Linked DNA regions of Homo sapiens: regions 2 and 3 are each linked to region 1. The links are chromatin contacts, found by Hi-C or POLR2A ChIA-PET in ENCODE. All regions are on one chromosome and are shown on one strand. The core of a region is the stretch at or near the end of the contact, and the rest is flanking DNA. Distances in the headings are between cores, read along the strand shown.

What was found. Hi-C counts contacts between places; a loop is a spot of excess contacts on that map. ChIA-PET counts read pairs that join two places held with the same protein, here RNA polymerase II (POLR2A). Pooled maps may share reads with other maps.
Region 2: a loop to region 1 is called in a map of dorsolateral prefrontal cortex, with 5 times the contacts of the local background. The contact joins the promoter of RABAC1 here to the promoter of SERTAD3-AS1 in region 1. A Hi-C loop is called at or near these places in 1 of 168 maps with a recorded cell type or tissue (dorsolateral prefrontal cortex), 1 of 37 single-sample maps with no recorded cell type and 5 of 50 pooled maps. POLR2A ChIA-PET finds 5 or more read pairs at or near these places in 1 of 52 experiments (activated B cell).
Region 3: a loop to region 1 is called in a pooled map, with 16 times the contacts of the local background. The contact joins the promoter of DEDD2 here to the promoter of SERTAD3-AS1 in region 1. A Hi-C loop is called at or near these places in 8 of 50 pooled maps.

The regions. Positions count from the first base shown.
Region 1 is chr19:40,442,699-40,446,403 of GRCh38, forward strand. It overlaps SERTAD3-AS1 (SERTAD3 antisense RNA 1), which reads left to right and starts at 1,819. Exons shown (of 2, transcript NR_187496.1): 1 at 1,819-1,930; 2 at 2,192-2,565. SERTAD3 (SERTA domain containing 3) reads right to left here and starts at 1,637. Exons shown (of 2, transcript NM_203344.3): 1 at 1,517-1,637. RefSeq lists silencers at 484-863, 1,329-1,388, 1,569-1,888, 1,949-2,168.
Region 2 is chr19:41,957,005-41,960,744 of GRCh38, forward strand. It overlaps RABAC1 (Rab acceptor 1), which reads right to left and starts at 2,317. Exons shown (of 5, transcript NM_006423.3): 1 at 2,233-2,317; 2 at 1,732-1,944; 3 at 1,282-1,379; 4 at 14-115. The coding sequence starts at 2,288. RefSeq lists silencers at 1,525-1,594, 2,045-2,294 and an enhancer at 2,405-2,694.
Region 3 is chr19:42,215,485-42,219,514 of GRCh38, forward strand. DEDD2 (death effector domain containing 2) reads right to left here and starts at 2,193. Exons shown (of 5, transcript NM_133328.4): 1 at 2,148-2,193; 2 at 1,196-1,561. The coding sequence starts at 1,523. RefSeq lists silencers at 1,324-1,529, 1,611-1,670, 1,681-1,780 and enhancers at 2,552-3,428, 3,429-4,030.

The sequences.
Region 1 (3,705 bases), core at 569-3,068:
CAAGAGTTGTGTTTGTTTTTTGTTAGAGACAGGGTCTCGCTCTGTCGCCCAGGGCTGAGTGCAGCAGCGCTATCACAGCTCACTGCAGTCTCGAAGTCCTGGGCTCAAGCGATCCTCCCGCCTCAGCTTCCTGAGTAGCTGGGATTACCACCACACCCGGCCTCGATCAAGAGTTAATTGCCAGTTATTCGCTCAACAGATTTACTGAGTGCCTACTATATTCGAAATCTCCTGGAGCCCTGTTGGGGAACCTATGTTGAGATTCTTCTTCAACAGTCGGGATATTTCTATGTCCTCTTCCTTAACCGACTGGGAGCGCTCCCAAGAGTAGGAAAGGGGCCTGTCTCATTCCCTCTGCCCACGCTTTCAGATTCCCCCAAAGCGCGCCCCATAGGAAAACTTGCTAGAACTCAGCTCAGACCAAGCCCCGCCCCCTCGGAGGTCCCACTCAATCAGACCGCGACACTGTAAGGCCCCGCCCCCCCATGGGTCCTTACAGAGCATCCAGGAACGCCCCAATTTGGCCCAGGGGCTTCTGGGAAACGGGGGCCAACAGCCGCCAGGTACACGAATTGACGTCGAGCACGCACTACAATCCCCAGAGGGCTCCGCCCGTCCAGGGGACGAGCCACCCCCCTCACCCCGCTCTCCCTCAGGGCATGCGCACAGGGGCACAGGCGGGTGGGGGAAGGGAACCTGGACGTCCAGCTGCCGGCGCCTGCCGAGCCCCGCCCTCCATTGCCTCCGGGGCCGCGAGTCTGAGCTCCAGGCCCGGAACACCCCTCCCCCACCCCAGACTCCGGCTCTAAATTTGCTTTCTCCCGGTCCCTCTGTTCCTTGAAAGTCCGCGATTCTCCTTCCAAACTGCCCTTGGATCCAGAGACCCAGATCCGAACACATCGCTCAAAGACGACAATGCTCCGATCTAGTTCGGGAGACTACGTATCCTAATTCTGATACTTCCTCCCACTTCTCCTAGTCTCCTGACTTTCAAACGCCCCTGGACTTCACCTCCAAACTCGCTGTCCGGCTCCAAGACCCGAACATTGAACTCTTCCCGGCAACCTCCTTCCCCCGCCAGTGCGTCTTGGAGTCCCAAGAATCCTTGACCCTAGTTCTCTCGCTTCTCCAAATACTCAGAATCTCAGCTCCGTACCTCTCACACCTTTTCCAGAACACGATAAAGCCCCGAATTCAACCCGTCCGGAAGACCCAAGTGGAATCGAATCTCCAGGTTCCCTGTCTCAAAAGTTCCTCCCCTCTGTTCTCTCGCTTCTCCAAAAGCCCAACGTCCCAGCTTCAAACTCCCTCCACTTGAAAATACTGCCCCAACAACCTCGCCTCCCCTCCTGGGTCTTGAACTCAGTCTCAGGTCCCCAGACCCTCCCTATCATCACCCTGAATCTGAGGCCCCCTCCCCCGGTCCCACCCAGACCCCGCCTCCGCAAGTCCCCGGGGCGCGCTTCTCTCTCCCCCAGCCTAAGGTAAATTCCCAAGCCAGGCGACCACTCCTCACCGCAGCTGCCAGGTTCGCCACGACCACCTCCTGGAACGCCCACAGCGTTGCGACCCGCCAGTGCCAGGACCCACCAGTGACCGGTTGGAGCCTCGCTCACCTCGGCGGGGCCTCTCCGTCTGGCCTCTGGCCCACCAGCCCCGCCCCGGAGCCGAGCCGCGAGCCGCGATTGGCTGGAGTCCCGCCCGCCGCGGGGCGTCGATTGGCTGGGCGGAGCCATCCGCCCGTGCCCCGAGACGCCGGATCCGCCCACCCCTCCCTAGCGCCCCGGGCCATTTAAAGAAGTGCAACTGGCAGGGGGCGGGGCAGCGACTCCGGGGTGGAGGGCGGCCGGTCCAACAGAACCGCTTCCTTCCACTCAGCTACAGTCCTCGCTCCAAGATCGTCACCATTGCTCCCTGCGGTTCCTTTATGGTAGGCCTGGACTCCACCGTGGAGCCAGAGGGGCTGGCATGCCCCTCCCCAAGTCGCTGTGCAGGCGGGCGGGGCCGAGCAACCGGAGGAGGCCGCGCCCCCGGGGTTCCGAGGGAGGACGCTGGGGCGCGGGGGATGACGTAGCGGAAGACCAGCCAATAGAGTGGCGCGGCCCGCGTTGCCTAGGCGATCGTAGCCTCGCCCCCTTGCTGCCCCTCCCGCCCCCTATACGTTACCGCGCGGCCCCTTCTTAATCCTCAGGTTTTCTCAGCACGTCCTCTGGTGGTCCCACCTGGGTCTTCTGACACCCTCTTTCCTTCCCCGCTCCATCAAGATGACTCCTCTGCTACTGTTCATGGCTTCCTACCCACCCCGAATACAAACTTCAAACTCCTTCCTTTTGCCACAAAGCCCCTCACGACCTTGCTTGATGCGTTCTCCTGGTTCTCTCCGATCCTGCCCCATTGAGTCACTTCCAGTTTTTCTAAAATGGCTTCAAGCTCCCATTCACCCCATCAGGAAAACGAAAGGATTTTCTCTGTTTGTTTTCTTCCCTGCTTTACCCCAGTGTCTACAACAATGCCAGGTACATAATAAGTTCGCAAACATGACAATAAAAGGCCTCTGGATCTTTATTATTAATATTATTTTTTGCCGGGCGCAGTGGCGCACGCCTGTAATCCCAGCACTTTGGGAGGCGGAGGCGGGCAGATCACTTGAGGTCAGGAGTTTGAGACCAGCCTGGCCAACAATGGTGAAACCCCGTCTCTACTAAAAATACAAAAATTAGCTGGGCGTGGTGGCGCACGCTTGTAATCTCAGCCACTTGGGAGGCTGAGGCAGGAGAATCGCTTGAACCTGGGAGGTTGAGGTTGCAGTGAAGGCGAGATCGTGCCACTGCACTCCAGCCTGGGTGACAGAGAGATGGGGGAGGGGGGAGGGGGGTTTTCTTGTGTTGCCCAGGTTGGTTTTGAACTCCTGGCCTCAAGCAATCTTCTCGCCTCTGGATATTTAAACTTGTTTCCTCATCCTCAAAATATACCCTCAATTCCCAGGCTGCTTCTCAGAACACATTTCAAAGGTTTCCTCCTCTCCGAAGCCCTCCCTGGCAGTCCAGGTTGGGTTAGGATCCATTCTAGGATTCCATGGCCTCCTGTGCCGCCATCCCAGTCCTGGACTGTCAGTTACTATATGGACTGAGGAACGCCCCGCCGAGGGCAGGTACCAAGGATATCTCTGTCAACCACCTCTTGGTCTGCAGGATCACCTAGCACAGGGCTGGACACGTAGCAGGTCCCAGTGAAAGTTTGCTAAATGCTCAGGAATGTGACAGAAAAATAAGGCAGAAAGAAGACACTGCTAGTGTCCTGAAAGCCCACACCCGTAATGCTCCGCCCCTACAACGAGTTTCCCTAAGGGGAGGAGGCAGTTTTCTCCAGGCCACCTCTGGGAAGGGAGGTTTAAGCCTCCTCAGACCAGTTCTTGCCGGTTGGAGTTTGTCAACCAAGTCATCCTGATGTTTGCAGGATAAATGGGAGGGGAATAGGTAGGTGGGTGGTGTGGGTTGGAGGTAGGGAGAGAGAAGTGTCTTAGCTCACCCAGGCCTAGGGAAGGTGTCCCTGGGAAAAAAAGAAAGGGACAGTAGGTTCCAAAAAAGGACATAATTAGGAAGGAGCAATTCTTCCCCTTCCTCCTCCAAAACCTGCGCCTCCTATAGGGTCCACAACTCAGGAAAGCCCTACTGCATTTGGGTTTTTGTTTTTGAGACGGGGTCC
Region 2 (3,740 bases), core at 1,067-3,566, 1.5 Mb after region 1:
ACCCTGTACTCACCCAGCACCCAGAAGACGGCCGAGCCCGCACCAGCCAGCCAGAAGAAGGGGAAGGAGATGCCTCCAGCCAGAGCATACTGATGCGCTGGGCTCACCTCTCGGCCTGGGGGCAGATGGCATTGGGGTGCTGTTCCGACTCTCCATGCCCTCTCCCAGAGTAACCCCTGCTGCCCCCCAACAATCCGTACAAGCTCCAGGTTCTCGGGATCGAATCCAAACTCCTCATGCCAAGGCCCTCCAGGTCCTGGGGTCACCCTGTTCCCCTGCTGTCCCCACTGCCCTCCAGAACACAGCACACCGTCCTCGCCTGCCTCAGCCCCACCCTCTGCCCTCTGCCCCACATCCTCCAGGAAGTTCCTGGGATCCCGGCTTCCTGCTCCCTAGACTAGGGCTCTCCTGCTGCAACCCTCGCGCAGACCAGGGTCTCAAACTGGTGGCCCAAGGGCCAAATCTGACCTGTGGATGTGTTTTTTGAGCTGTTTTGCAAGGATGTGATTTGTGGCTGGCAAAGTGAACGATTTCACATAAAAATACCAACTTCAGGCTTCTCATAGAAGTCTCAGGGATGGGGTCTACATGCTCTGGTGACGGTGATCAGCTGAAGCCAAGTCGTGCCTGTGCTTCAGGCACTCCCTCCACCCCAGCCCATCAAGCACATAACTTGCAGGCCCCTGAAGAGCCTGGCCTTCAGGTCTACCTAACTGTCCAATCCCAACTCCCTGACCCCACTCCAAACCTTGATTTTCCCCTGGGGGGAATTTCCCCTGGCATTTTGTTTTCCCAGTGGTCCTTGGTACTACTAGTCTGGGAACCACATGAAACATACTCCTCGGCTTCCCTCTCTAAGTTCCAAGTTCTTTCTGGTCACACCCCAGAAAGCAGGAAAAGAAACGGGAACAGATCTAGGCCAGTGTAAGGTGGCCACCTGGTGTCCAGTGTGGGCACCTGCAGCTGATGTTGGCCGCAGAGAGCGGCAAGGGGAGGAGAGAGAGGGGAGGAGTCATGTGGTTTGAAAAGGAGTAGGTTTAAGGCACAGCAGCCAGGTGGATCCTGGGTTTGAGGAATAGCAATTTGAGGGGGCTGAGACTCGATGGAAGGATCGGTTGTGTCTGAGATTTTAAGGGATCAGGTTTGGGGGATCTAGTGTACATCTAGGCTTGGGCGGACTTGGGTTTTGAAGGACTTGGATTTGGGGTCTGAGGTCTGTCTGCATTCCAAAAGACCAAGATTTGAGGGACCAAGGATTCATCTGGGCAGGGGGTTTCTCACCAAAGAGCACAAGCTTGGACTCCAAGGTGCGCAGATAGAGAATGTAACAGGCGCCGAAAAAGACAGCCAGAGCCACCAGCAACATAGGGGACGTCACCCTGGAGGAGGAGTGCAGGGAGGCAGCGGTTAGACAGCTGGGGCTGGGCCAGCCCGACGGCCCTGGCCTTCTCCACCGGCGGGCGGCAAGCTACATCCTGGAGACCAGGGAGGGCCAGGTGACATTTAGTCACACTGCATCCTGGCCAGGGTGATGGTGGGGTAGGGGACCTGGCCCTTTGGTGACAAGGTAGTCTAGCAGAGCCAATCCTTGGGGGCGGGGCCTGGGCGGTGAGAAGAGGGCCCTGGGCGGTGAGAGGAGGGACCGGGCGGTGAAGGGCGGGGCCTGAGCGGCGAGAGGAGGGGTCCAGCCGGTCGGGGCTAGTGCGGGTGCGGGGCCCGGGAGGCACTCACACACAGTACAGGATGAGGCCCAGGAACACGAACACATAGTTGCTCTGGTAGTACTCCACGTTGCGTACGAGGCGCTGGCACAGCTCTCCCAGGTTGCGGGGCCGTGAGAAGCGCTGCTGGTCCACGAAGGTGCTCCAGGGCCGGATGGTCGCGCGGCGCCGCTCCAGCCACTCCCGGCCTGCACCGGAGGGAATCAGCTTCGGCAGCAGGGTCCTGCGGGGGGTGGGGCCGGGTCAGTGGTGGACCGGGATGGAGCCCCAGACCCCCGCAAAAGAAGGGGACTAAGGGTGCCTGGACTCCCTCCCGGGACCCCAGATTCCTGTACAGCAGGCAGGGAGGGGACTAGGGGCCCAGACTCCAGGGTCCCATTAGAGGAGACCGGGGCCAACACTTCTGCGGCTCGGGGCTGGGACTCCAGGCTCTCGAGGGAGGAGGGAGGAGGGGGCCGGGGGCCCGGACTCCCGGGTCTCTGGTCCGAGGGCCTAGAGCCAGCTCGCTCACGTGCCGCTCAGCCCTTCCGCCTCGGCATCTTTCTGCTGGTCCTTCTGCGCTGCCATGTCTGCGTCGTGAGGGGTAGAGCTGCTGTAACCAGCCCGGTACCCTGAAGACCCCGCCGGCCCCGCCCGACGCCGGCCCCACCCAGCGGAGTCGACGTGGCGCAGCCCCGGAGCAGCTGGGGACTGTAGTTCTGCCGCCGAGTATTGTGGGAGTTGTAGTCCTGACGGTGACTAAGAGGATGGGCGCTATGATGGCGGTCTGACTCGCAAAACACCTTGGGAGATATAATCCCAGAAAGTGACGGCGCGCGCCTCTGGGTATTATAGGAGTTGTAGTTTCAGGAGGGTGCATGTGGGCTGTCAGGAGCGAGGGCGTTATGGGAACTCTAACGGCAGAAGCGGGCGTTGTGTACTCTCCCAGGGAAGGCACAATGGGGACCGTGCAGAGCTGTCCTTCTGACTCTAGAGGGCATAAAAAAACACCTGGAGGGCTTGCTAAAACAGATTCCTGGGCCCTAGCCCAGATGTTTTCATTCAGCAAGTCTGGGGTGGAGCCCATAATTTCCATTTCTGAGTTCCCAGGTGATGCTGATGCCCCTGGTCCATGGACTACATTTTGAGTAGAAAGATTTAGATAATTTGTGGGAATTGATTCCTTCCTCAAGAGATTGAGGCTAGTGAGGGGGCCATGGTTGCTGGAGGGGTATCTGAGGTTGCCCCCTGCCCCACCTTGTGGAGTCCCAAAGATGAATGAGTTGGGGCTAGGGACACCTCCGACCCCGCCACACACACCTTTGGAGAGAAGGGAGTGAAGTTGGGAAAGACAAAAGGTTGAGAAGTTTTGTGGGCTTTTTTGAAATGGAGTCTCGCTCTTGTTGCCCAGGCTGGAGTGCAATGGCGCAATCTCGGCTCACTGCAACCTCTGCCTCCTGGGTTCAAGCGATTCTCCTGCCTCAGCCTCCAGAGTAGCTGGGATTACAGGCGCCCGCCACCACGCCCAGCTAATTTTTGTATTTTTTTAGTAGAGACGGGGTTTCACCATGTTGGCCAGGCTGGTCTCGTACTCCTGACCTCGTGATCTTCCTGTCTCAGCCTCTCAAAGTGCTGGGATTACAGGCGTGAGCCATTGTGCCTGGCCCACAGGGCTGGAATTCTAATTGAATTCTAATGGGGTGAACCAGAACAGGGCCTCAAGAAATGTGTGTGGAAGTATAGGGAAGCCTGGGCTCCCTTAAGCAGACTGGGATCCTAATTTTCCAAAGCAGCTGGGTGGGGCTGGAAGGAAAATATCTATATGGGATAACCAGGTGACCTTTTTTTTTTTGAAAATTTTTTTAAGTAGATAAGGGATTTTGCTGTGTTGGCCCAGTAGGTCTCAAACTCCTGGACTCAAGCGATCCTTCTGCCTGGCCTTCCCAAGTATTGGGATTACAGGTGTGAGCCACCATGCCCAGGTTCAAGTGACTTTTTTTTTTTTTTGAGACGGAGTCTCACTCTGTCGCCAGGGCTGGA
Region 3 (4,030 bases), core at 943-3,442, 1.8 Mb after region 1:
ATTCTGTTGATAGTCATGGTAAGGGTCCCTGTAATGGCCCTTTGCCCTGGCATCAACTGCCCCCAGCTCTCCCCAAGGAGTAAGCAGGCCTCTGTGCAGGCTCCCCAAATCTTCTCTTCTAGAGCGTGATCTTCAGACATAGATATCCAAAAATGCTGTCAGCTCTTCCCTAGAGCTGTCCTTCTCCTGCTTATCTAAATCCTGTGGGCTTACTCTGGGTCAGGGAAGGCCATAATCCCCCCTCCCCAAACTAGCCACTGCCCCTTTAGTAACCCAGACAAAGGCTTGGTCTATTCATGCACACGGCTACCGGCAGCCTGAACCCCTCCCAGCTTCTCATGTGAAGGCTGCTATCCTCCAGGAGCACTTCCTTCACAAGGATTAAGGGCATCAACTCTGGGGACAAGTTGGCTAGGTTTGAATCCTGGCTCCCACACTTCCCAGCTACGTTCTCTGCAAGCCCCTTCATGACATAACTTCTTACCTCCCTCTCTTCCCTAGCTTGGGTCCCCTCTGCTCCTGCCACACTGGCCTCTGATGATGCCAAACTCATTCCCACCTCAGGCCTTGGATGCTCCCTGGGATTTTCTCCCCTGGGGTCTATGCATGGCTGGCAGTGCAGCCTCAGGGCAAAGCCTCCCTTCACCTTGCTGCTCTCCTGACTCTCTCTATTCCATTACTTTTAGTCTTCCTACAACAGCGTCTAAAAATAAGTTCTCTTATTATCTGATTGCCCCCACTAAACTTAAACTTCATGGAACAAACACCTTGTCAGCTCCATCATCCTGTATCCCTCCTAGGCCCAGCAAACAGGATTGTTATTATACGTGCAAACTGCTTAACTTCTCTGAACTTGTTATTTTCTTGGTTACAGTGAAGACAGTAACAGGACTTCCTTGTGAGATTACTGGGAGACTATAAGGCACTAGTTCATATGAAGGGCTGACAGCTGTGCCTGGCATGAAACAAGCCCTCCGTAAACAGTGGCCAAAATCATCATCACTGATGTGGCCAAATTCCCAAAGCCATGCTTTCTTCCTCTTATGTTGCTCATTGATATTGTGGGAAGAGAGAGTAGCAGAATGGGACATAAGCTGCCTGATATGGCACTGTCCGTATCAGGGCACCAGGGAGGCCCAGCGGGAGCCAGGCCCTTTCCTCCCAGGAAGTGTGACACCCTCCCATTCAACCGTACCTGGCCGGCGCCGCTTGCGCGCCAGGTGCGGCAGCAGGTCGTGGCGGGCCAGCACGCGCAGGAGTTGCCCCAGCAGCCGCAGGTTGCTCTCGTCGCACTGCCCGCGGCGCTCCAGCTCCAGCAGGAGCTCTAGGCCGCTGCGGGCCCGGGCTAAGCCTCCGGCGGCGCCAGGAGCCTCATCCAGCAGAAAGGCCAGGAGCTCCAGCTCGCACTCGGTCAGTTGCCCGCCCACCACCTCGAACATACGGTGAAGCGACAGCATCCCGTAGTAGTCCAGGCACTCATCCTCCTCCCAGCACGGGGCCGGGGTCGACCCGGATAGCGCCATTCCCGGGGGAGGGAGGCGGAACAAGCTCAGAACCCGGCCTAGAACCCACACAGCGGGGAGGGGGCAGTGGTCAGCGACGCGGAGGCCCGAACCCCACACCGCCAGCGCGTCTCCCCCGCCCAATCGCGCCGGGCAGGGCCGCTCCCGCACCCCCAACCGCCTCGGCCTCCCCCTCCCCCGGGAGGGAATGGTCCCGCCCGAGGTCCCCTAAGAACAGGTCGGGACGCCGGAGCCCGCTCGGCTTCTGCCCCCACCACCGTGCTACGTTCGGAGCTCGCCTCCGGACCTGACCAAACGATGCGGCCCAAACAAGCCTCGGGGCCCACCCCGGGGCTCCCTGCTGACTGCCCCTGACTCTGGGTAGGACTGCCCAGACGAGCCCCTTTTCTCCGTCCAGCGGTACCGTCTGATGAGTCCCCCGGCTCTACGCAAGTGGTACCTCCCGAAAGTGACCCTCTGCCCCCTACACAGAGGAGCGACCCAGGCAGCCCCTTTGCTCCACACAGGTGGTACCGTCCGAACCCGACCCCCTCGCCCTGCAAGGGCGGCCCCGCCCGCTCCCCAGAGCCCAGGTGGTCCTGTCTACCCGCCACCAGTCACCATTAGGCCTCTCTGGATCCTCACCAGATTCTGGCGTCCGATGACTCCTGGGCGACGGCCGCAGCCACTTGTTTTGGATCTTTCTGGCACCTTCTCTATTATTACGCCTGCGTCACCTCGCCCCTCCTCCTTCCCCCAACTCGCGCAGGTGCGACCGCCACGCCCCTTCGGCGCATGCGCAGAACGAGGCCTCCAAGCCCCGCCCTTCCTGGGCCGCTTGACCTGCCCCCAACCGAAGCATCTTGGTTCGCGAGTGCTGCGCTTGCGCAGAGCGAGAGCACGCCGCCTCTTGGGCTGTATCTGGTACCCGGTTCCAGGTCCCTACTTCCTGCCCGTGACTCAAGCCACCGGGGCCATGTAGCGCCACGTCACGAGTAGTTGTAACTACTCATCTCATAAACTACAGCCCCCTCCTGATCACGAGCTAGACGCCCACATCACCACTGCCCCTAGTTGCCCGTGGCAAAGTAACACAATCACTACTTTCCCGTCTCCCAGTAAACTCCCAGGCCTTATATGATCTGGTCCTGGGCACTCCTCCATTAGATTGTCCCTCACTTCTAGTGACAACCAGGGATCTACATCTCAACTGTGCTCTCTCGTGATCCCAAATGGAAATCCCGCCCCCCCACCACCACCCCCGCAGTCTATAAGTTCCTTCCCCTGATCAAAACCAGAATTCCCTCATCTCACGTTCAGGACGGATACCTCCTTCCAAGCGGCAACAGAACCCTCCATTCCGACTGTGTACATCTCGATGGCGTCCATCACGACCCCCATCACAGTCAGATGTCTCCACCCAGAGCCAAAACGGCCCCTCCGTAACCCCTTCCAATCTCTGCCCTCCAGGGTCGCCCAGATACCCGCTCCCTAACTTGCAACAACTAGAGAGGGTCTGTCAGGGAGTCTAGGCTGTGGTGTATGCGTGTCCCCTTACCGCGGGGCCTTGGGTGTGACGGTCGCCACGCCCCCCACTTAGGTGACTCAAGGTCAGGACCTGCATGTACTTGAGACAAGTCCCCTCCCTGGACCTCTTCCCACCCCCGCAATTAACTCCTCTTGGGAGTCGGGAGATCTGGGTCCTGCCTAGCACTGGCCCAGTACTGGCTCTGCCTGAGCTGTAGCAGTGAATTCAAAAGAATCGGCTGCGCGCGGTAGCTCACGTCTGTAATCCCAGCACTTTGAGAAGCCGAGGTGGGCGGATCACACGAGGCCAGGAGTTCGAGACCAGCCTGGCCAACATGATGAAACCCTGTCTGTTCTTAGCCGGATGTGGTGGCACGCGCCTGAAATCCCAACTACTTGGGAGGCTGAGACAAGAGAATCTCTTGAACCAGGGAGCAGTAAGCAGAGATAGTGCCACTGCACTCCAGCCTGGGCCACAGGGCGAGACTTTGTCTCAAGAAACAAACAAACGCCAGGTGCGGTGGCTCACGCCTGCATTCCCAGCACTTTGGGAGGCCGAGGCGGGCGGATCACCTGAGGTCGGGAGTTCGAGACCAGTCTGACCAACATGGAGAAACCCCATCTCTACTAAAAATACAAAATTAGCCGGGCGTGCTGACGCATGCCTGTAATCCCAGCTACTCGGGAGGCTGACGCAGGAGAATCGCTTGAACCCTGGAGGCGGAGGTTGCCGTGAGCCGAGATTGCGCCATTGCACTCCAGTCCGGGCAACAATAGCAAAACTCTGTCTCAAACAAACAAACAAGACCGGACGCGGTGGTTCACGCCTGTAATCCCAGCACTTTGGGAGGCCGAGACGGGTGGATCACCTGAGATCAGGAGTTCGAGAGCAGCCTGACCAATATGGCAAAACCCCGTCTCTACTAAAAAATACAAACATTAGCCGGGCGTGGTGGTGGACACCTGTAATCCCAACTACTCGGGAGGCTAAGGCAGGAGAA